Linked DNA regions of Mus musculus: regions 1 and 3 are each linked to region 2. A link is a loop called in an ENCODE intact Hi-C map of the cell type or tissue named here. Cell type or tissue: left cerebral cortex. All regions are shown on one strand.

Evidence for each region. A loop is a pair of places that touch in the nucleus more often than their neighbours do. Peaks named below come from ENCODE experiments on the same cell type or tissue, not always from the same donor. Only the 100,000 strongest peaks of a DNase experiment are listed, where the experiment ranks them.
Region 1: it touches region 2 in a loop (4-fold over the local background); 6 of 42 quality-filtered maps call a loop at or near these places.
Region 3: a loop joins it to region 2, with 2.5 times the contacts of the local background. A loop is called at or near these places in 3 of 42 quality-filtered maps.

Annotation. Positions count from the first base shown.
Region 1 is chr5:120,416,164-120,424,163 of GRCm38, forward strand. It overlaps Gm27199 (predicted gene 27199), which reads right to left. Exons shown (of 2, transcript NR_166585.1): 2 at 3,493-4,037. It overlaps Gm31976 (a long non-coding RNA gene), which reads right to left. Exons shown (of 2, transcript XR_878743.1): 2 at 7,631-8,000. Among named protein-coding and RNA genes, the nearest start is that of Gm31976, 12 kb to the right of the region's middle. In left cerebral cortex, no CTCF peak of the experiment used is centred here; DNase peaks (open chromatin) are centred at 3,798 and 4,138.
Region 2 is chr5:119,798,250-119,806,249 of GRCm38, forward strand. It overlaps a transcript of Tbx5 not described here and a transcript of Gm5563 not described here. Among named protein-coding and RNA genes, the nearest start is that of Gm42017, 15 kb to the left of the region's middle. In left cerebral cortex, no CTCF peak of the experiment used is centred here; DNase peaks (open chromatin) are centred at 4,728, 5,807 and 6,576.
Region 3 is chr5:119,682,251-119,690,250 of GRCm38, forward strand. Tbx3 (T-box 3) reads left to right here. Exons shown (of 8, transcript NM_011535.3): 8 at 381-2,474. The coding sequence ends at 842. Tbx3os2 (T-box 3, opposite strand 2) reads right to left here. Exons shown (of 3, transcript NR_040416.1): 2 at 5,974-6,147; 3 at 2,838-3,804. Among named protein-coding and RNA genes, the nearest start is that of Tbx3os2, 5.0 kb to the right of the region's middle. In left cerebral cortex, a CTCF peak has its summit at 4,253; DNase peaks (open chromatin) are centred at 2,955 and 3,776; H3K4me3 peaks cover 554 bases.

The DNA.
Region 1 (8,000 bases), 620 kb after region 2:
CACCCCTCAGCCTTCTACCGCACAATCCCCTGTGTATCTTCTCCTAGATCCATGTTTAATCTCCCTCCACCAAACTCCAAGGGCAAGAATGGGGTCTGATCAGTTCCCACCACCACTGCCGCCTTGGGGTTCAGCAAATATCTGCTATTCCATTTGATTCTTTGCTGAGGCAGAGAGGAAAGCTTCGAAGGAGGGATGATGTGAGCCATGGCCAAGTCATGCCCACAGCACACAGCAAATCCCCCATCAAGAAACTAGTGTCAGGGGAGGAGCATCCAGAAGCATCAGCCAGCCTTCCCACCGCCCAGAAAGGACACAGCCCCCCAGAGCAGAGGAACAGTTCAAAATGGCCACACCCGGCTGTGGCTTCCAGTCCACTGCCTCCACTTCCCAGATTCACGTCCAGAGAGGTAGAGTAAGTCTTCCCCAGTTCACACAGCAAGGGACCAATGGTGTTAGGCAGCCTGGGGCTATCAAAAAAAAAAAAAGTAAAGTGGTAGCAAGTTACTATGAGGTAGGGCAGGACTCTATCTTTTCTTGTCATTATTATAAGATTCAGTGTGATAAACCAGTGCATGGGCACTATGTATAATAAGGGAAAAAAAAAACAGATGACATTTCTGTACATTTTTTTTTCAGTTTTATCTCGAATGGTCTATATGTATCTGTGAGAACATACAAGCCATGACAAGTGCCCAAATGTCAGAGGATAACAACTCTCAGGCTCTGATCTCTCTTCCATTTTGTGGGTCCTGGGTCATCACCTTTGAGGGTGATCACCTTTGCCTGCTGAGCCATCTTTTGTTTTTAACCCGGCATTTGGAGGAAACCAGACCTAGTGAGGCTGTCTTTGGTGTCGTCCTGAAGACACCATGGCCTGTGAGCTGTCCTTCACCTGGCCAGGTCCCCGGAGAACCTGAGAAATGAATAGACACAGGACAGGACAGACATCTCCTTGGGAGGTCAGAAGGTCCCCAGAATCCCTTGAGATTTACGCTCTCCCAGTCTCTTACTTCGCTACCCCAAATATTCCCCCATGCAGGGGGACTTTGGGAAAGTAGACAGCAAATGAACTACCCTGGAGATTGCAGAAAGGGAGCTCTCTCAGAGTAAAGGCTGAGAGTGCATGGGATCCCTGGATCCCAGTGTTCCCTGGTGACTCCAACTTGTTTTGTTAGGGGGTCAAAGAAATAGCTTCAGCCCTTAAAGGGGCGCTCCACCCTCAGGTTCTGCTGTGCCCTGAATTGGCCACCAACCTCCAAATATACACCATGATGTGTCTCTCTGTCTCACTGTCTCTGTCTATCTCTGTCTCTCTCTGTGTGTCCCTCTGTCTGTCTCTGTCACTCTGTCTGTCTCTCTGCTTCTGTGTCTGTCTCTCTGTGTCTGTGTCTGTCTCTCTATCTCTCTGTCTCTGTCTCTGTCTCTCTCTCTCTGTGTGTCTCTTTCTCTCTGTCTCTCTCTCTTTCTCGACGTGTGTGTACTCCTGTGAGGTTTTGCAGTGATGAACCATCATGTGGATATTGGGTACTGAACCCAAGTCTGTGTGATCAGAAAGTGCTCTGAATCACCTGACCACCTCTCCAGGTTTTTGTTTTTGTCTTTTAAAGCTGGGCATGATGGGTTAGGAACATCTCTGTGCTTAACAGCATTTGTTGCTCTTGCAGAAGATCCGGGGTTCAGTTCCTAGCATACACAACATGGCTCACAACCATCACTTATTCCAGTTTCAGGGGCTCCCCTGTGCCCTCTTCTGGCCTGCTTGGGCACTAGGCATGCTCATGGTATACATACGTACAACAGGCAAACATTCATACAGACAAAATAAAATAAATAAACCTAAAAAAAAGTTTGTTTAAAAAAAAAAAAACAAGCCAGGCTTGGTGGTGCACGCCTTTAATCCCAGCACTCAGGGAGGCAGAAACAGGAGGATCTCTGTGAATTCAAGACTAGCCAGGGCTTACACAGTGAAACCAAAAAGAAAAAAAAAAAGAAAGAGAAGGAAAAAAAGGGTGCTTTTTTAAACAATAAAATAGAAGCAAAGTGGTAAATGGATGTTGTGTAGGAGACCTGGTGGCTCCCCAATGGCTCTCAGGAAAGTGGGAGGAGCAGGCAGTGATCCTGTCCTCTATCCAGCTAAGTACTCAGTGGCCTGACCTGGGCAATGGATGGAACCTCCACCACCACAGGTTCAATACAGGCACTTGGTCCAGGGGCTCAGGAGTCACCCCTCCTCACACTGAAGAACCATTGTCCTTGGATTTTATCCCTAAGGGCTTGATCCCAGTGCAGAAATCGCCAATGTCTCTGATCCGGGCAGACAAGACACTGACTCCAAATGCCTCTGGTGCATTTATTGTAATTATTCAGACTTGCCATGTGTCATCCATCCCTAAGGGGACACTCACCTGGTGCCAGACACTGTGGGATCCATCCTCCATCCATATCGATGTGGAGTTAGGAGTTTCTTTTATTAATATGTGTCCCTCCCCACCCCCTTGGTTTCTAAACAGTGTGAGCCTTGGAGAGATTTAGCAACTCAGATAAAGCCACTGGGTTGAGCATTGCTTTCTGATAAAGGTAGCATCAAGGGGGTGCAAATAAGGAACAGGGCAGGTTGATGCTGCCAGAGCCAGGAGTCCAGATCTCATCCTCTTCTGATGCCCACAGTGATGTATAGAAAGCTGAGCTTGAGGCTCAGTGGCAGAACACGTGCCCAGCATGGGCAATGCGCAGAACTGATCCCAGAACTGCCAAAAAGGTAAAGGAATAAAATTAGAAAATTATAATAAGAGCTGAGGGTGGAGAGAGAGAGAGAGAGAGAGAGAGAGAGAGAGAGAGAGAGAGAGACCCAGGAGGCCAGCAGGTGTGCACAAAGACTTGAATCTGATGTCCAGAGCTCCATAAACCAGGCAATGGGGTCATGGCTGTAATCCCAGCACTCAGGAGGCTGAAGAAAGAGGATCAGAAGTTCAAGTTCATCTTCAACTACATAGCAAGTTTAAGGACAGCCAGAGCTATTTGGCGCTCTGCCTCAAAGCATAAAATAGAACCATTGCTTAGTATGGTGGCTCATGCCTGTGGTCCCCACAACTCGGGACAGTGAGTCAGGAGAATCACAACTTCAAAGCCAGCCTCGGCTACATAGTGGGACATTGATGCAGCAACATCAAAATAAAGGCAGTCGGACACATGAATAAGGTGTGGAAATTCATGCTGGTGTGTGGGTCCTCCTGTCAGGCTGTGAGCAGTTGGGGTACAAGGGACAGTGGTCATTCATAGCAACATCTGATGCCTTTAGAACAGTCCCTTGCACACAGTAGGTGCTGGTGCTTTGCATGCATCTTATTGCACACAGTAGGTGCTTGTGCTTTGCATGCATCTTATTGGCCTGCATAAGCCCCACCCCCACATCCAGCCCAGCCCACCTCATGGTTGGAGTCCTATATCACCATGGTTTGTTTAGGACAACAGACAAGAGATGGAAACATATCCTTGTAGAAAATTTTTTATTTTGTTATAAGTAGGTGGTTTGTGGAGCCATGGTGGCCACAGTGAGCCAGAAACCCCTGGGTAGCATCTCAGTTAGGTCAGCCCTAGCTCTGGGTCCAAGCAAGCCTTCGTGGTACACGCATATAGCTCATGAGGAACATCTAGAAAATGGGCAGCCTTTCTCTTTCACCTCTTCTAGGCTCAACAGAGTGAATTCACATGTGCCTGTTCCACTCCTCTTTCTGGAGGAGGGAGAAGGCTTCCGAACAAACCCAGAAACTCCAAGAGCTGGGGAGATGGCTCAGTTAGGAACATGCTTGATGCGTGGGCATGAGGATATGAGTTATATTCCCAACTGCTTGTGTGAAAATAAAAAGATAAATAGATAGATAGATAGATAGATAGATAGATAGATAGATAGATAGATAATTCAAGGCGGCAGTGAGTGTCACGGCAGGCAGATACGGTTACAGGTGATTCCTGGTGATTGCTTGCTGACCAGACAGTCTAGTGGAATCAGTGAGCTCCAACTTCAATGAGAGATCCTGTCTCAAAAAAAAAAAAAAATAGAGCAGAACGTGACTCAGAAAGACACCCGGCACTGACTCTTGGCCTTCACACACATGCACACACACCCACACGTGCGAGCACGCTCCCACACACTGACACAGAATACACAAAGCAATCCATCTGGCATGTGTTGTGCTTCCCAGTTCTCACACAGCATCTCCCCAAGGTTCCCACCACCCTTCCAGGCAGCCACCATTCCTGTCCCATGGGATAGATGAGGGGACAGATTCCTCCCCACAGCATTGAGCTGTTTCTCGCCCTCCACAAATAAAAAACATGGAGGAGCAAAGGAGACTGGTCACTAAACCTGAGCCTCCTGATTACCTCCCTCTGTCCACCCCCTCCCCACCCTCAGCCCCCAGTACTCTGCCTCTCTTCTCCGTTCCCATTTAAGGCTGTGCTACTCACTAGTGAAGCACACCACAGAGCCTAGTGACCACTCTATGAGGATGACACACTCGTCTCCATCTTACAGATGCAGAACCCAAGGTACAGAAAGGATAAGGGGCTGCTCATCTGTGTCACAGGGCTGGTAAGAGGGCACCAGAGTCTATAAACAGGGCATGGATTCTATGTCTGGACTGCTACATTATCCTATATCCAGCTAATAAAAACTGAGTGCAGACACAGTCTCCTAAAGGAGAGGTTTTCAACCTTCCTAATGCTGGGACACTTTAATACAGTTCCTCATGTCATGGTGACCTCCCCTCCCCCAGCCATAAAATTATTTCATTGCTATAGTTGTAAATCACAGTGTAGATATCTGACATGCAGGATATCTGATATGCAAACCCCAGAGGTTGAAAACCACTGCCCTGACCTGTTTAATGCCAATATATTCCTTAATGGCAGTCTCTCCCATTATCACACTCTTACCTATTAGCAAAGAAAGATTTGAGAACCCCAACTCTAACAACAACAACAACAAAAACCCTAAGCCCCAGATTCATGAATCTTATCTGGTTTGATCCCCTGTCTGGTGAGCATTCTCTTGGGGTCCCGAGGAATCTATTCTGTCATCCCTTTCCCAGCCTGGGATCCCACCCAGCCAGCTGCTTCACCATAGACCCAAGAAAAAGGGCAACGGCTATATCCAGTCCCTTCTCAGATCTGCCCATCCATACCTACTCGCTTTCTAAAGCTCTTATTCCCCTGTCTGTGCACTTGTTCATTATACACCCAGTCAACAAGTATGTATTGGACAGCTGTGCTGCAGGTAATGAGTCAAGCATTGGAAAATCCAACAATGAAGAAGACAAGCACACTCTCCCTGGCCTCGTGGAACTGGTGTTATAAGAAAGATAGACAATATGTAGCTAAATATAGCAGGAGGATAATTATACATATTGATAAATGTAACAAAGAGAACAGGTAGGTAGGAAGTGGCTGGGGGTGGACCAGCTCTAATAAACTGATGGGGGAGACTGGCTGGATGGATTGACAGCTGAGCTGAATGACAAAGGCAGGACCAACCCTGCAAGGATTTGAGGGCAGAAGGGGCCATCCAAGTGTGGAAGGTCCGGAGGTGAGAAAACTCGTCAGTGTGAGACACAGCAGGGAAGATGATGTGACTGGTGCAGGATGGGAAGGGGTGGGGGATGTTAGGAGTGAGAGCCAGGAGCCCTCACAAAAGGCCCTGCACAGCAGGGTGGGAAGTATGGATTTTATTCTACATGCAGTGAGGAGTTGTTGGAGGGTCAGAGGTAGAATGACAAGCTTTAATGTATGGTTCTAAAATATAGCCTCAGACATCCTATAGAGAATAGAAGAGAGGGGATGGGAGGTAGGAGAGTCCTGTTAGAAGGCTACTACCATAAAATAGGCTGGGTAGTGTTGGTTGGAGCCAGCATGACCAAGGAAAGGAAAGGGAATGATTGGGAGATGGTCTGGGCACTTGGTGAGCCTTCCTTGCTGATGCATTGAAGCCAAAGCAGAAGAGAAAGGATTAAAGATGACTCCAAGCTGGAGCTCTAAGAGACTGTTCATCCCAGCCTATCAAACACTGACCCAAGCCTGGCAGGAAGGTGATGTGGCTGGCTTTCTCACCACGTTTGTCTCTTGTTTTCAAAGTTAGTGCTTAGCTACACCAACTTCACAAGTCCAGCCCACAGCCCACAGCCCACAGCCCACAGCCCACAATGGTTCAGGAAGCCAAAGAGACGGTGCTAATAAAGAAATAGCACCATAAAGACTTAGTGATGTCTCCAAGAAAACACAGGTCCACATACATGGGCAGGGTAACAAGCACAGAGCTTGGTTGTGTAACTATAGTATTCATCAGCATCTCTGGGACTCAGTTTCCCTGCTCAGTCTCGCTCCTAATCCCAGCACTTGGGAAGCAGAGGCAGGCGGATTTCTGAGTTCGAGGCCAGCCTGGTCTTCAGAGTGAATACCAGGACAGCCAGGGCTACACAGAGAAACCCTGTCTCGAAAGACCAAAAAACCAAAAACAAAACATCGACATCTACACACATACACACACACTCACACACACTCACATACACACACACTGTAACTATACCCTTGTTCTTATTCTTATACAGCCAAGGGCAACTGTCCTGACACCACAAGGTTGTGTATTCTTCGAGGTTAAATGGTCTTAATGACAAAGCCTATAGGGATTGGAATAAGACGATAACAGCCAAGGTCTAGAAAAATTGAAGTGCTATTTGTCCCAAGCCCCTACACAGTCTTCAGTGCAAAGTTCATCACAGAACTTTGAGAGTTCTGGTCCTTCTAATCCCACTCCCTGTGAAGTGAACTTATGGACCTGATTGATACCCTGAAATAGAGAGACTTGGAAGTACTGTGGAGACCAGATGAGGAGGTGACACCAGCGTGGCCACGGTGGTGATATCTCTCTGAGACAACAGAAGGCAAGTATTCAGATCCCTGGGCACTGGCAGAAGTGTTTGGTCCCCAGAATGGAATATGTTGGGGGAGGGGGTTCAATTTCCCCTACACAAACTTATTCAGACATGTTACCACACAGAGAGGACTAGCTGCTTAGTTATGTGCCATGTCAGATACCTGTGTGACACCTAGAATGTCTAGAAAACGAAGCACTGGTTAATCCTTTTGTGTCCGAATTTTCCATAAGAATGGTCTCCTTAATAACTCTGATGAGGGAGACTGCAGAGATGACCCAGCAGTTAAGAGCACTGGCTGCTCTTTCAGAGGACCCTGGTTCAATTCCCAGCACTCACATGGCTCACACCTGACCGTAACTCCAGCTCCATGGCTTCTAGAACTCCCATACAGACACACATTCAGGCAAAACACCAGTGAACATTTAAAATTTTTAAAAATAATAATTTTTTTAAAAACTCTAAAGAGTGTTTGGCAGCAGGCCTTAGGATGTCTGCAAGGGTTATGTTGGCTTCTTGTCCCTCCCTTCTGCCCTCATAAGCCCTATTTCTTCACAGGATAGGAGCCTAGGTCTACACTCCTTCACATGAAGTCTCCCTAACCCTGATATTTCTCTACCCATGAAGATAAAGTGCTCCCCAAATTAACATTTTAAAACTAAACCCTCTGTCTCTTCCCCAGAAAAAATGCATTCGTTGTGTTGGTATTCGTTGTGTTTGGGTTTTATTGTTTTAAATACACGCTTCCATGTCTTTGCCGGGAGTGGAGGGTGAGTGTAATTAAAAGAAACCTTTCCTGTATCCCGTATTTGGGGTGGAAAGAAGAAATTGCTTTTAATCGGCCGATTTGTTCTTCAAGATGGATGGATAGATAGGAGATAGACTAGATAGATAGATAGATAGATAGATAGATAGATAGATAGATAGATAGATAGATAGATAGGATAGACAGATAGGCTTCCATTAAAGACATTGATTCGAAGAAGGCCTCCCAAAAGTGAAATGAACGCAGAGGAGTTCGGGAGCAAAAATGGGATTATAAGGAAGGAGGCTCTAAGAGGGCAGTGCGGT
Region 2 (8,000 bases):
AGGTCCCTGGGCACTCCAAGGCAGTCATCTGTGACAGCCATCTATGTGACCTTAAACACATCCTTCTAAGAGTTTGCTGGTGTCATCTCCCATGTTCCAAACGCTCCCGCTAATGCAGAAAGATGTCAAGTTGGAGGCCACTGTGAACTCCTAAGATGACACCCCGTCTCCAAACAAAGGTCTGAAGGAAACTGAGTCCCTGAGAGATCCATCCAAGGGTTCAAGATCAGAAGGCCAGCCCCAGACTCAAAGTCACATCACGGCCCTTTGCTTCTTGAGTGGGTATCCCTGATAACCCTCTCACTTGAGTCTAAAATGTGTCCAGAACTGGTTACAGAGAGCTCTAGAGTGCAGGACTGGAGTGTCAGACCCAGCAAAAGGTCAAAAGCTTAGGTGAGTGTATACCCCTCTCCAAAGATTTGGGTCAGCCAAAGGAGCCAGTTTTACATTTCGTTCCATTAGTGGGCTCCATGGGAAACTGTGGATTTTGTTTACAGGAACAAACCAATGTAAACAATTTGTGCACATAGTGTGTCTACACCCACCCTCCACTTGGCCCAAAGATCATAGTCAGTTGGGGAGGGGGAGGTTATATCAGTCCCTGGCTCCCGGACATTGAAGAGGCTTGTCCTCTGGTATACACACACACACACACACACACACACACACCATCGACAGTCCCACACAGCACATTTTGGCTTAGTCCCTCCGACTCTTGGCCCAGCCAAGCATAACCAAGAGAAAAGTTCAAACCCTCAGCAGGAATCTTGAACAGCACCCCAAAACCAAGCCCTCTGAGCCACTAAGTTCCTTCCCTTCCTTGACTCATTCCCACCCCCCACCTTTAGAAGGTCAGCTATAAAAATAAACCATTTTTCCTTGTTAATAAATCTCTGCACTGTGCCCTCTTTAAAGACCCCCCCCTCCAGAAAAAAAAATCACTGCCCCCAGAGCAATCGAGCAGGGAGATTAATCTGGAAGCAGGATTTATGTGGCCCAGACCCCCTCAAACAATTGCAGTTCTGATGCAAAATGAGTTGGAGAAGGGGTGGGGGAGGGGAAGGGTCCCCGGGAACCACAAACACTTTTGTGTAGCTAAACAATGTGGAAACTCTTAAAGACCCTTTTCCAATGACTCTTGCAGCCCTGATGCTTCCCTGTCAGCCTTCTGGAAAGGGAGAGAGATATATTAACTGAAGACAGGATCTAAAATTACTTAGGGGTTTTAAACAGGCATGCAGCGAGGGCTGGGGGTGCAGATAAACTGTCCTGTTTCCTCCTCTTGGTGTATTATTTCCAAGATATTTTACCCTCACCCCAAGTTCTTTCTTTACACCCCCCCCTTCTTTTCTCTCTCTATTTGTTACATTGACTGGTGGTGTAGTGGCCAAAGGCTGGCGGGGAACCAGATATCATCCTTCTAAGATCCCAGTTTGCAGCCTAACCAAGGGCAATTGTCTCTCTGTAATGACACCAAAGCTATGACTTGTCTGGCATGGTTTCTGCCTCTGGTGTGGCCTTTCTTCGGTGTTTTTACATCCCACCTAACTTCTTAGTGATGCTAAGGTCTTAAGTAGGATTACAAGCAAATCCCTTTCCCCCAGGTCCCAGAGTAAACTGACATGGGTGCGGGATGCCCCAGTGGGTGCCAATTACCTGCCTGGGTGCAAATATTCCTATTGGTCTCGCTTTAGATTCCTGACTAGGGAGGAGATGAGGGGACTAACTTCTTCTGGCTGTTGGGAGAACACAGATCTTGGTGAAATTGGGGCCTTGCACGCAGCAGGCATCCTGCTCCACAACAGCTCCATTCAGCCCATCCCAGCATGCACTAGTGCAGTTCCCAAAGCCATATCTGTAAACCGGGTGGGTGGGGGTTGGTACAATGTCAAGCTCAGGAACCTAAGGATTTCGGAGATGTTAGATGTCTCCTGGTTATCATTTAGGGCTGAGTTGAGACACCTGGCAGGTACTGAAAGATTGGCCTGGCCGGCCAGGAAAGAAAGCACCGCTAAAGACTAATTCTTTGGTTGTAAAATTTCAGGTCCTGCCAGGGGCCCTGCAGACCCAGGAGTGACTGGGACAACTCTCTACTACCGGGAGTCCCCAGGATTGGTGGGAGAGACCCCTGGTGACTCTTCCTGCCAGATTCTTGATTTTTCGCCCTGCGCAGTTCTTTAACTTGTCTGTGGTCACAGCTGCAGGCTGGCTCCTGTCCCCAGGAGTCACACAAACTGCTGTTGGGAAGAAAAGCAAAAACAAGGCCAAGCAGGGAGGGGTGGGGGTGGGGGGCTCTGTGGCCAGTCTCTCAGCTTCGCCAAGGCTGCTGTCGCCATCACGGGGAGGGCGCTCAGTAAAACATTTCTGAAGGTGTCTGGGCCTGACTCGGAGCGTGTGAGGCATTCCCTGCGGCCCACGCTGCCGGGCGGACCCCTTGATGGAGTGGGCAGCTTTCATCAGCGCCACTTACGTCACCTTGCAGGGTGCTTACCGCCCCATTTGCGCTCCCCAGACCCTCTCCCTTCCACTGTGGGGACCCCGCTGAACACCCAGGGATTTGCTTCTGGGGACTTGGCTGAGACAAGGGACCACCAGCGCCCACTGGAAATTCCATCTTAAACTCACCGCATTTTTGAATTAAAACAAAAGGAAAAATCCAACTTCTTTAGAATCAACTCCTTTAGAATGGCATGAACTGGCCTCAAGGGCAGGATGGTTTCCCCCTCAGGTATCACTTGAACTCTCTGCCTGAATTTGCCAATTAGCCAATTATCTATAAGTAACGAGGAATTTTCTAAATATTCTGGATTTGCCCCATAGTAAAAATCTAATCTTATGGAAACCTGGGTCTAGATTCTGTTAAGTAGCTCCTTCCTTCAAGACCTTAAAAGTTCCACTCTCTCTTGAAATTTCCAGTTACTTTTTGGTCCTCTGCTCTTTCATCCCAACCCTGGAGCTGGAATGAAGCAGAGATGAGAGGGGAGAAGATGTAGGATGGTGGTACTGGTGGTGGTGAGCATGAAGGTCCTCGGTCACCTTGGTCTCTTCTCAGAACTCTGCAGGATTCAGGGTCCTTTGGTGGCCTGGGGTAGAGACTCTAAGATCACCTAGTGAGAGTTCCCAAGTGGAATTGTCCACAATAGCCCCCAAGATCCAGCGGCTGATCTGTAAATTTAGCTTGGTCCACCCCAACTAAGCCAGGAGGCCTAGGATGATGGAGTGAAGAACCTTCTTGGGTGACACCCTTGCCATCCTCTGATGACAAGTCTAATGCGTACTTTTTCTCTGGAAAGGCCAAAAAAAATTTCTTAAAGAAAAAAAATAAAAGAAAGGTTTAAAAAGCATAAAGGAAGAAGAAATCTCTTCACCCACACTTAGCCATTGTAGGAACCCCAGGCCCAGCTTGACAAACCTGCAATAGCTGAACAAGGGACTGTGGGGATGGGGTTGTTCATTCCTCCCAGTTGAGGGTAGGATTGGATGCTTTTATCTCCAGAGATGCGATTTGTAACCTTTGGGGCCGGGTTATTATTTTTATATTTTTTTATATTATTTTTATTTTTTCTCTTGGACTTTTGGGTCTGTGGTACACTTGTGACACAGACACAAAGTACATTTGTTTGGGGAGTTCCCCCACAAATTGGATACATGGACAGAAAATCTTCAAGCGTCCAGGATAAGGGCTGAAAATACCCCCCACAGGGCTGAGCACTGGTTCTGCTCCCTGTTTTCTGCTGTAAAGCTCTTTTTGGAAATGGGAGAGCTGGAGGGAAGGTTCCAAATCTTCCCTGAAACCACTGGGAACGTTTGAGGCTGGTGGTTTGCATAGGGCATCCTCTGAGGGCAACCGTGACCCCTGGCTTCTGCAGCTGAAGAGCTGATTAAACAAGGGTCCTGGGGTAGCATCTGAGGGTACCACCCTCTGCCTCCTTTAAGATATACAAAGATGGGATGAGGTCAGGAGAGAGGTGAAGGACCCAGTCCTGGGCTCTGTAGCTGTTACAGTTGGGAACCTGGAATACAGTCCAAGTGGCACAAGCTGCATTTATTTGTATGAGCCCTTCTCCTTGGGAAAAGAGATACAGGGCTTTATTGCACCCCAAGGATGCTCCTAACTTTCCAAAGATGAGTCCCTTATTTAGAACCTGTTGCTCAGACATGGATGGAACCTTAGAATTCCTAACTGATCAGATCGGGGCTCTGGAGTCTGAATGTTGGATCTGAACCCTTTGCTTGTTGAGTGACTTTGGGTAAGCAATTTAACACAGTGGTTCTCAGACTGTGGGTCGCAACCCTGTGGGGGGAGGTTTCGAATGACCCTTTCACAGGGTTCACCTAAGACTGTCGGAAAACGCAGATATTTACGATTCATAACAGTAGCAAAATTACAGTTATGAAGTACCAATGAAAATAATTTTATGGAGGGGGTGCTGGTCACCACAACGTGAGGGACTGTATTCAGGGGGCGCAGCCTTAGGAAGGTTGAGAACCACTGCTTTAACCTCTCTGTTCCTATCCAGTGAAGGTGACTTTTAGGAGAAGCTGTGGGGGAGGGCAGGAGGAGTGGAAGGCAGACCAGTTGAATCTTTTCCCTGAGAGCTGGAGATCGGTCCAGGCTGATTTCCCAGCCAGACAGTTGTAGAATGCCGGCTGGCTCTCTCTCTCTTCAACCAGATGGTGAGAATGTAATAAAATAAATCTATATTGCAAGGCGATTCCAGAGCCTGCGGTGTGTGGTACAGGGATATATTCCCCTCTGGGCTGTGTGGGTGGACACCTCCCTTTTATTCGTAGGCTAGTCTCTAGGCTATGAGTTCTAATCCAAGCTATGCCCCATGTTTCTTGCTGGGCGACTTTAGGAAAGAGCCTCCCCATCTCTGTGCACAGCTTAAGAAATGGATACTGCCGCTTGCTTGTTCTTTCGTTGTTAGACTTGAGGTCGACTAAGCGCATAGGTGCGGGGCACATGGGCCAGGGAATGCTATATCGTCCCAGCACGTCGTAACAAACACATAAGCACACCCTAACACAACATACAAATCCTAAAGGAAGGTAAACGCGGTGCGTATAATACCCGATATTACGACGTGTTATATTGTATTATAATTCTGGGCGCACGTGCGCGCTGAGAGACCTGCGGTAGCCAGGATTTGCTTTGCCTCTGTAAGGCCACTCTCTTCCCCAGAGCCTGCGGACTGGAGTGCCCCAGCTTGAGGTTCCCCGCGGTCGAACTTTCTCTTTCACGGGGGGCGGTGGCTCTGCCTCAGGTCTGTTAAAGCCATCGAGGGGAGGTATTTGAAGGCTCTAAACTTTGGAGACGCCCGCCGGGTCCTACCACTTTGGAGAGACTGCTCACAGCCGACCGGACAAGGAAGAAGGCCGTGCATCGTGTGGGAATAAGCTATTTAGCGCGGCTGGCTGACGCGGTGGCAGCCACAATGTGTTGATCTTAACCAAGAGGAAGCTAGAAGGGGCAGAAGATGGGGACCTTAAAGCAACGCTCTTCCACCCTTCCCTTTCGGTTCCGCGTGGAGGGACTGGGATGCCTTCCGCCCGGGAACCTCACAGAGGCTTTGTTTGTTCAGTAAGCGACCGGCAGCGAATAAAAGACTCAGAGCACTTTTCAACGCATCTACCCGTTTGGTAGCAGCGTGGGAGATGCGCGCCGCACCGAATTCAGCGTATGCTGCAAGCAATTCGCCCCGAAGGTCGTGCTCACTGAGGGACTCGCAAACCCCGGAGCCTGGGGCGCACGAGCACGGGATCTTTCCCACGCAGATCACCTCTGGCGCGTGCTGTTTGTACTTTCCAGGCTGTGGATAATTCACACGTGATTGTCTGCGGACAGATCCTTGTTTGCGCGCGCACAGCGATTCGCATGGGTCTCGTCGCTTTCCTATGGGAAGCGCGGTAAAGGCGCCCTTGCGGTTAATGAGTCGGCTCACACCTACTCGCGAGGATCTAGGCTGTGAAAAGCGTTGGGTCTCTACTCGGGAACTCTCTGTAGTTTAAAAGTTCGCCTTTGCTTTTTGCTGTTATTAGGGATTGGGATCTCTCTCTCTCTCTCTCTCTCTCTCTCACACACACACACACACACACACATACACACACTTTTTCTTGCTAGAAAAGAGAGCAGGGCCCCAAGGCAAGCAGCCCACCGTGTTTTGAGCCCTGGGTGCGTGCAGAGTACAGCAAGCGGATTTTCCGCGGTGCGGCATCCCGTTGTCCCTTGGCTCGGGAGGGACTGGTGATTGGGAAGGCAAGAGTGCTGTGTTTGGTTTCTAATTCTTGGCGGCTTTCCACACAGTTATTTGTAGCAGATAAGGAACTTCGGGAGACCCGGAGCCTCGGGGGGCATGAAGTGGGGGGTCCCTCTGCCAGACCCCATGGGTTTTACGGCCTAGGACCTCGGAGGACCGAATCACAGGCAGAATCAAAAATGTGTAAATTATAGATTTGCCTTATAAAACAAACCCTATGTCCGGCGGCTAGAGAACTGATGGCGGGCGTGGAGGGTTGGGGTTTGGAGCTGCCGACCACGAGTTGGTGCGCGGCTGGTTCCCCGGGCTTGGGAAGCTGCCGAACTATAGTGCAGGGAAGCCCAGGCCTGGGGCTCCGTCCCTGACCCGGTGGGCTTGGCGGCTAGACAAAAAGAGGACCTAGCCAAGCGTATCGGCCTAAGACACCCGGACCCTTGGCCCCCAGCCTGCAGCCAAGCCGGCCTTTTAGCTCCGGCTGGCTAATTAAATTTAATCGAAAAATATTGTTTATAAGGATAGCCGGGAGCAAAAATGGTGTTTAAGAGGTCGGGTGTGCGCGCCTCCGATGCCAGGGTTCCCTGAGAAGAATTTAACCAAGGGTTCGGAATGCTTTTCTGATTACCTCTCTCTTTAGCCTTTTGGGAGCCTCTGGTTTTCTGCTGCTGGTTTTGCTCCTGGATCTTTCTCTCTTTCTCTTTTCTTTACCCCCCACCCCAGCCTCCATTTTCTTTCTCATCCCCTTCCTTTCGTGTTTTTTTTTTCTCTCCCCCTTCCCACCCTGCTCGGTTCTTTCCCAGTCTGTGCTCGCTTTTATTTCTTCCTTGTACATACATATTTTAATTTAAACTTCTCCAGTACTGGGAATTAAACCTCACAAATACCAGGCATTTCTGGACTGTCGAGCTGGTATTCTCATTTTTTTCTTTCTTTCCTTGCTCCTTGCTCGTTGTTCGAAGGCACTTCCTCTGCCTCATTTTTTCTTGTCTCCTGTAGGATAGTTCACACTCCTTTTCATTTTCCCATTCAACTGTCTGGTCTTCACTTTGTTGAGCTTAAACTTTCTTGGTTGTGGCAAACCGGACTAGAAGACAGATCCCATTGGCCTGGTGAAATTCAAAAAGAGGAGAAGGCTTTGTAAACTATATCAAGGAGTCTTGTTTTGGGATTACTTCCGTTCTCCCCAGGACAGGAAGTACAAGAGAAAAGAGGGGTACAAAAGTTGACTAAGCAGGCTTTTCCCCCCACCTTTCCCTGCTCCCTGCTTTCCACAGTCGTCTTGGTTGCCCACTTGGAGCCAGGGAAGCTGCCCTTATCAGCTTTGGTCCACCCTGTGAGTGTGCATACCAGCATCCTCGGATACCATCTATCTGCTCCGAGTCCGGGGTTTGCATGAGAAGTTTCAAAGTCAACAAACCACTCAGGATTAAGCTCCTTCTCAGACTGCCTAGTTCCCTTCCTGGATGACAGATTTCTATAATTTTTTTTTTGCCTTTGAATCCAGGGTCTCCCCTTCTCAACAGCTGTCCATCTATTGTCATATTTATTAGGCAAATATAAACCCATAAATACCCGTGAATGAAAAGCCCCGTGATCCGTAATGCGCTGCCGACATTTGTCTAACAGCCTCACTCCTTTAAATTTTGACAAAGAACGTGGGAATGCCACACTGTTGGCCTTTCCCTGTAAGTGATGAGAATATTAACATTTGACCACCGTGCCCCCCAGGAGTAGCCTCCGCCC
Region 3 (8,000 bases), 120 kb before region 2:
CCAATTTCACATCATTCTTATTTTCTTACTTGGGAAAGATCTAGAGTAGAGAATGGAAGATACTAAGATACTGTGTGCACCAGAATTTAACTCTAGCCTCTTTGGTGGAAGCCCTCGCTGAAGCCACTCAACAGGTGCAGCTGCTCGCCCTCCTGGGAACTTGTTAATAGCCCCGAGGGTTAGGCACCATAGATGACATATTGTGGAAGATTTAATAGCCACGGAACTCTCCAGTCTATTAACCCCTTAGTTTAGCATGCAACCCAGGAAAAGTGTCCCTCCACTCCTCCAAAACAGGTGGTTTGCCCCAGATAGTAGGCGGTGGAGGAGAAGGGTTCCCCACTCTCTAACTCCCTATGTTTCTTCTCTCTCTTCCCCAGGGCTTGGCTATGTCGCCTTTCGGGAGCCTGTTTCCTTACCCCTACACATACATGGCTGCAGCAGCTGCAGCCTCCACCGCGGCCGCCTCCAGCTCCGTGCACCGCCACCCGTTCCTCAATTTGAACAGCATGCGCCCCAGGCTGCGTTACAGCCCCTATTCCATCCCCGTCCCAGTGCCGGATAGCAGCAGTTTGCTGGCCACAGCTTTACCATCAATGGCTTCCGCCGCGGGGCCCCTAGACGGCAAAGCGGCCGCCCTGGCAGCCAGCCCAGCCTCGGTGGCTGTGGACTCGGGGTCGGAACTGAACAGCCGCTCGTCCACGCTGTCCTCTGGCTCAGTGTCCTTGTCACCCAAACTCTGCTCCGAGAAGGAGGCGGCTACCAGCGAACTGCAGAGTATCCAGCGGCTGGTCAGTGGCTTGGAAGCCAAGCCAGACAGGTCTTGCAGCGGGTCCCCTTAAAAACAAGAAAAACAAAATCGCCCCCTCCCCCAAGGTCTCTCCATTCCAGTTTGGTCAAATCTGCCAGTGCACTTTGTTAGATGTAAAATAAACCACGGGCCTTCCACATGGGGTGACCCCCGCCCTGTCCCTTTCAGTTTTGTCTGGGAGGGAGCACTAAAGCCTTTCCAGAGACTATGCTAGATACCACAGGCCCTGCCACCATGGGCTGTGTAACCAGGCTGCTGTTGCTTTGAAACGCGGGACTGAGGGGGCGGGAGGAGTGGTGGCAAACAGGCTTTTGTGTCTAGAGCGACTTTTGTGCAGGCTGGTATGGAAGTCGGGGCTGAAGAACAAGGTAGCCAGGCCAGCCAGGAGCGCGGGTCTTTGAGAGACTTCACCGGAATCTTTCCCCCTTCGTGTGTTTAGTGGAAACATCCCCCCTCCTAAACAAACTAACAAAACCAATATGGAGGTGGGGGGAGATGAAGTCCTGTGGAACTGTCTATGAAGACTGAAACTCACCAATTGCTGAGTACTTTCGTTGGGGCAGAGAGAAGAGGGGCCTTACCTTGCCCCATCTATATTAAAGGAATCCTGTCTTTTTTTGTTTGTTTGTTTTTAAATATTGTGATGTTTTAAGAGCCGATGCTGGCTTCTTTTTTGCATGTTACAGTTTTCTGGGTTTATTTTGCCCCCCCCCCCTTTTATGGAAAAACAACGGAAGTCCCATTATCCTCAACCTTGCTCAAGGCGGCAACCAGGAGGAAGTGGGGTAAAAGGGGCAGCTATGGGCATGAAACCAACCGAGTTGATTTTTATCTGAGCGCTTGTAGAGGGCTTCGTGTGCCTGTTGGACCATTAGTTCTTTTAACTGTATATGCAATAACAAGGTTTTAAAAGATAATAATAAAGAGGAAACACGACTATTGGACAAAGTATTTATGTAATTATTTGATATCTCTTGTAAATAGGTGGAATATGACTGCTCAGAAAGTTAAACTTTAATTTATTGAATTGTACATAGCTGGATGTAAATAGGAGCGTGTCTGTCAGGTTTTATTCTTGTTTTGCCTTTTGGGTCTTATTTCCAGGTCAGGAGATGGCTAATCCACACTAGCAAGCCTAGGCATCTTTATTCACATCTCCATGCTTTCAAGTAGAGCTGGCTGCAAAGTTTTTTTTTTTTTTTCTGATGGAGGGGGTGGGATCGGGAGTACTCCTAACTATTTTCACCAAAATTGGGGAGGTAATGGCCCTTCCGGGCTCCACTTGAAATTCCCTAAACTCTTGACACCCCCAGAGGGGTTGAGATTGTTGTGTGAGTAGGGGGGGGGGGGGAACGGCCTTGCGGAGGCCACCATAGAACCGTCCTAATTTTTCATAGACTCTGGCATCTTACTAACCCATGTGAGGTTTTCATTGTTCATCTTTATGGTGTTTTGGATTGGTGTACTGAGAGGGACTTGGTTCAAACGACCATGAAAGGCAAAACAAAACAAAAAATTAAAAAAAAAAACAAAAAACAACAACAAAAAAACAAAAAAAAAACCCAAGAAGGAGTATTTTGTGTTTAGTCTTTGATGAGTTTTCTGTAATTCTCCCCCTCTTTAAAAACATCACTGAAATTTCAATAAATTTTTATTGAAATGAGTTTTGAAGTTGTGGTAATGATTTCTTCAAGAGTTGTCTTTCAGAGCCGGATCGAGGATGATCTTCCAGTCTGCTCCCTTCCTCTCTAAATAATAATTAAGACCACCCCCACCCCTCCCAGCAACCTAAAATGAAATGTCACTCAAGTTAAAAGGCTGAAAACAAGTCCCTTGCTCCGGCGAAGGGAGCCACATTTGATTTGAAAATATTTTCCCTTTAATTTAGGGAGCAGAACGGGAGAAGAAAGGGGCCTGATTAGGTTTCCTAAAGAGGAACTTCATATACTTCAGTTTTAATGGGAGAAGATTTTTACCCTGTGTTCAAAGTCGGCTCCCCCCCCCCCCCAGGAATCCGACCGGAAATAAGAGCTAGGAGGGGTTTTCGCTTTTAATTCGTTTTTCCCTTTTCTGACATGGATCACAAAACAAAATAAATAAGGTCCGCTACACCCACGGAATCTAGCACAGGAAAAGGCCAAGCAGACTCCCTTATCCATGGACATTCAGGGCTGTGGGTAAGGCCCAGGAGTGGGCTCCACAGTGACCATGAGAGAGAGGCAAGGTGCTTTCGGAGTCCACATGGAACACCCAAGGCAAAAGGCACCGGGGAAGCTACCATCTCATTTCCCTAACCAGTCCCGAGTCAGTTAGGCAACCTATCTTTTTGAAGTTCAATTTATCTTTGAATCTTTCAAATATATACATATATCAATCAATCAATTAATCAATCAGTGAAGCCTCTGTCCTGTCCTGTCATTCTTCAGTCTCCCCACCCTCCAGGATCCTCTCGGGGGCGTGTGTGTGTGTGTGTGTGTGTGTGTGTGTGTGTGTGTTGTGTTGGAGAGGGGTTACAAGGGAAGGTACTCTAGAGTTAGCCCTTAGGACTTTCTTGCCCTGGGGGCCTTGACTCAAAGACCCAGCTGGAGCCCGCCAGGCGGCTGACTTGCCCCCAACCCCCATCCCGGAGCCCGCCAGCCGGGCCCAACGTCCCTGTCACCTCTTGAATGGAGAGTCATGAGGGGGGCCCCTCCTCTCCCCTCCTGTGTTTGGAAGAGGATCCAGCTCTAGACCTTGGAGGGGTGGGCAAGCCCCCCTTTTCTAGCCCAGGCACGTGGGGACCCGCACTGCTTCTCCCCAGCTGTCTAGGGAGGAGGAGAAAACAACGGGAGAGAGGGGACTGGAGAGTGCTTAAGGGGACATGGGGACGGGAAAGGCCGGTCCTCTTCGGGACCAAAACTCTTCTTCACAGTCCGCCCTGGGAAGGTGGTAGTTGGCTCATGGCCTCCGGCTGCGCGAGCTCCCAAATTGAGGAGAAAATAGCTCGGCTTAAACTGCGGAGAAAGCAGAAACCAAACCAAATCAAACCAAACTTGCTTGGCTTTCTCAGTCGGATTTTTCTTCCCTCTTTCCTCCTCCATCCCCCAAATTTGGGGACAGTGCCCAAACCTGTCCCCGGCCCCTCCTCAGACTCTCTTCTTTTCTTTCCTCTTTCCTTTTAATCTCCGCTGTATCTTATTTATATATAGTGCTGTTAATGTGTAACTCTTGTGGCGCTGATGGACCAGGGGTGACTCGCTCGCAATCTCTCTGAATTTCTGTACCTATTACTCACCTGGCGCCGGTCGCAATCTCGCCGCGGGCTTTATGGTGGTGGTGGCGGCGGCTGCGGAGGCCACTCGGGGCCGGCGCCTGGGTTGGTTGGTTTTTTTTTTTTTTTTTTTTTTTCCCCTTTCCTTTTTTTTTCTCCTTGGCTTCGAGTGCCACCTGTCTGTCTGACCCACGAATGCGCCCTGCCTAACTGCGGCTGGCTAGGCACCCCAGAGCCTTCTGGATTCTGGAACGTGAGGTCTTCACCTCTGCGCCCCTTTCTGGTCGCACCCCCCCCCCACGACCCCAGTCTGACATACCCTCTCCAAAGCCACCCCGCCCCGCCCCCACCTCACTACTGTCAGAAGAAGAGCCAAGTCTTCCATCTATCCCTATGTGGGCCTCAGACGAGATTTCCAAGGGATTTTTGGAAAGTCAAGGAGGGGGACTGTAGTTCCTTATTCTCTCCGTGTGGAAATATGGAGATACAGGAGGAGGTAACCAGGATGGAGGAGTAGCAGATAAAAGGAGACACCCGCACCCCTCCCACACACACACACACCAATCTGCCCACATAGTCTCAACTCAGACCAACTTCGCTTTGTCCAGATTTTTTGTTGTTGTACTATATAAACTCCAAGTTTGGGACTTTTCTTATTTTTCTCCCGGCCGCGTCTACAGGGACAAAGGAAGACCAGAGTTCTTGCAACCACCAGCCCCCCTTGCGACTCCCATCCCCGCAGTGCTGGGGGACCTGCAGGGCTGGAGTGCCTTGGAGATCCGTGGATATAAGGTCATGAATGCTGGTACCGGTTAGAACCCTCCGGGCGCCCGCCCACCAGCCCGCCAGTGGGGAAGATCGGCTCCAGGCTGCGCTGGCGTCTGAGACCGGACGGGAGGGGCTGAGGTCACCTTCGCTGGGCTTTAGAGCTGTGGGTAGAGGCGTCCGGGTTCTTCCTGACCTCCTGGCGCTAATTGCAGGGGCCGAAGGGCGTGCTTGGGCACAGGCAGGGGTCGTGACCCTGCAGTCAGCCCCCCTGCCCCCGGTCTAGGTTGTCCTGTAGTAACTAGCGAGGGGTGTACGGTGTGTAGGCTTGTACAGAGTCTCTCTCTGAACCTGAACTGTCCTAAGATCCACCTATGCATGGGTGAAAGTTTCGAAGTAGGTAGAGGCCTTTCAAAAAATTCCATTCGAGGAAAACCAGAGATCTGACCTTTCCCCTAAGCCAACAGACAGGCTCCTTGAGGCTCTATAAGACCGCTTGTAACCTTGCCGTCAGCACACTTTCTGCCTCGCCGGCTTCTAAACTTGGGCTCTTGGCAGCCAGCCAAGAAAATAGCTATGGGGGAGTATTTGTGTGCCCCCCCCCAGCGTTCCCCCAGGAGTGGCCTAATATTGTCTAGATGAAGCCATAGAAGTCGGTACCTACAAGGAGCGGTGGGATGCTGGTACTCCGAGCCCAGGGGCCCACAGGTGTTAGAAAGCCATGTGTGTGTTTGCGTGTTCTTGTGTGTGCTCCATCTGCGGACGTCCCTTCCAATTTGGATTTAGGAGTTTCATTTGCGAGACAGTTCCGGATGTAAAACGCACTCGGTTGTTTTATAATCAAGATGCGTATAATCAAGAAATATATGTTGCAGATGTGGGTGTTCAAAGCACACAGAATAACCACGATAGAAATTGATGGCGTTGCAAGGGGGGAACGCGTGCGCGCTCTGGCCTGGTGCACTTGGGGAAAGCACCCACGAAGTGACCTCAGTCACTCGCACGATTAACCCTGTAAAGGGCGTTCGATTTTCAGGCCCCGTGGTAGAAAGCGCCAGTACGCAGACGCAGGCAGATTAAAGTCGTTAACCTGAGCTCTGCTGGCGCCCCAGAACACAACCTTTCTTCCTAACTCAGGTGTCCCTACCTGCAGTCCCGGATACAGAGAAATTGTGGGTCGGCTTGGGGATCGGCTGCTTCCATTCTTCAGAGGTCAGGATTGTAATTTTGGTGTGAATCCCATGGTGCAATTGTCAAAGTAGGGCTTTGATTTGGAATCAGGACTTCTTTCTCTCCAGGTGAAGACTTGGAGGTTGAGGCCCTGTGGATGCCAGGTAGAAGGGATTAATTCGTCCTCAACCAAATACTAGAGTGGTTAGTCAAGCAGGCCCAAGGTTTATATCCTGGCTTCCTCTTTCTGGCAGATCAGGGACGAAGCTGAGTGTCCTAGGCTCCCAGGCTCAGATGCCCCTTGGGATCCCCAGAGTCTACAGTTGTTCTCTTTAGCCAGGAGCAAAGGCCTAGAGCTGGACAGACACAGACACAGGCTCTGCAGGTGGGGATTCTGGGAAGATCGTGTTTATACTTTGCTAGTTTGTTCTGTTCCTTTTCTAGAAACCTCTGCAAATGCAGGTTTTGGGTTTTTTTTTTGTTTTTGTTTTTGTTTTTCCTTTCAGGTCCTCTATTTGCATCGCATCGATGTGACTTTAATTGCAAGAGACAGAAAGGGAGTAAAAACCAGGGTTCTGCTGAGAAGCCAGAGATCTTAGACAGAGGACCAGCCCCTGGGCGATTGTAGGCCACACACATTCCCCCACCCCCACCCCCATAAGGTGCAGAGGACCCAAACTGAAGACTTGTCTCCCAGCTTTGGTCTAAGCCTCAGGAATAGGAGACAAAACCAGGGGGACCGGAAAGAATTCTTTAGAACAGGGTACCGACTGATGGTGCCATCTGGTTTTTCACATGCCCCTACCACCAGCTGCACCAGTGCTAGGATCCCAGGCAGCCCAGTATTGGCACTTTTAGAAATTCGATACCCCGGCACTTTGGTTTCCTGCTAATGACCTGGGCTCTGGTTTCGGATTGCTGAGTTGTCTGGTCCCCAGAGCGGTGGTTTGTCCTCCCCAGGACCCCAGAGCCAACCCTGGACTTGTATTCTTTCACACCAGCATTTTTCTTGGCCTCACCAAAGTCTCCAAGTGTCAAGGACACTATGGACACCAAACTGACCCTCGGGTAGACCTTCCTTCCTTCCGGTCACCTTTGTGGGGCTGTCATTCATTTATCTCAGTCCCCAGAACCAGCATCTTGTAGGATTTTTTTTTTTTAAATCTCTCTGTGCCTAGAAGAGGCATTCTTCACCCTGGCAGTAGCTCTAGCTATCTCCCAGTTCTCCCAATCTGGCAGAGAGCCTTGGGAAGAGCAGGTTTGGAAAGACAGTGCCATAACCAAACAACTCAGGAGCCACCACACAGGAAAAGCAACCCCTCTATCGGCCCAGCCCAGCCTGCTCTCCCCAAGGTCAGCTACTCTGAGCTCACTGGCTATTCTATAGGGCTATTTTTTGAGGAGCCCGTGAAAATTACACAGAAAATGTAGTTTACATGTGCACAGCCTTCTGAAAGGGCAGTAGAAGTTCAGATTCTCGGAGATGTGTGATCCTAACCAATGACCTACTCACACACTGCTCAGGGGACAATAACCAATGGGGTTTAGGAACATTTGGACTTAAGATTTAAGATGGTGCCTTCAGCCTGGGGCTTGCCTAGGTTAAATTTAACTTTAGCACACACACACCCCACTCCCCACTTCCCACTTCCCACTCGTAGCGCCTGGTCTTAGCCTGCTTATTTTAAATGGGAAGGCTGAAGGAAGTAGGTGTGTTCGGGCACTGTATAATTAGTTGATTAATCAGTTATATTAACTTATCAGCCGAATGATTATGAGCAGTCATTATCACCCTCAATGAGTTCTCTGTTAATTTCCTGTTGGGAGGGTCACCCTCTCTAGGCTATCCCAGGCAATAAAAAGCAACTACTTTTCATAAAACAAAATTACTTCTCACTAGAGGCCAGGGTGGAAGGTATAGGAAACTGTAGGGGAGGCCCTTTTGTGGGGAGATTTCTGGGGTCCCGGCTTGGGACTGGGTGGAGTGGGGGGGATGTGGCTTCA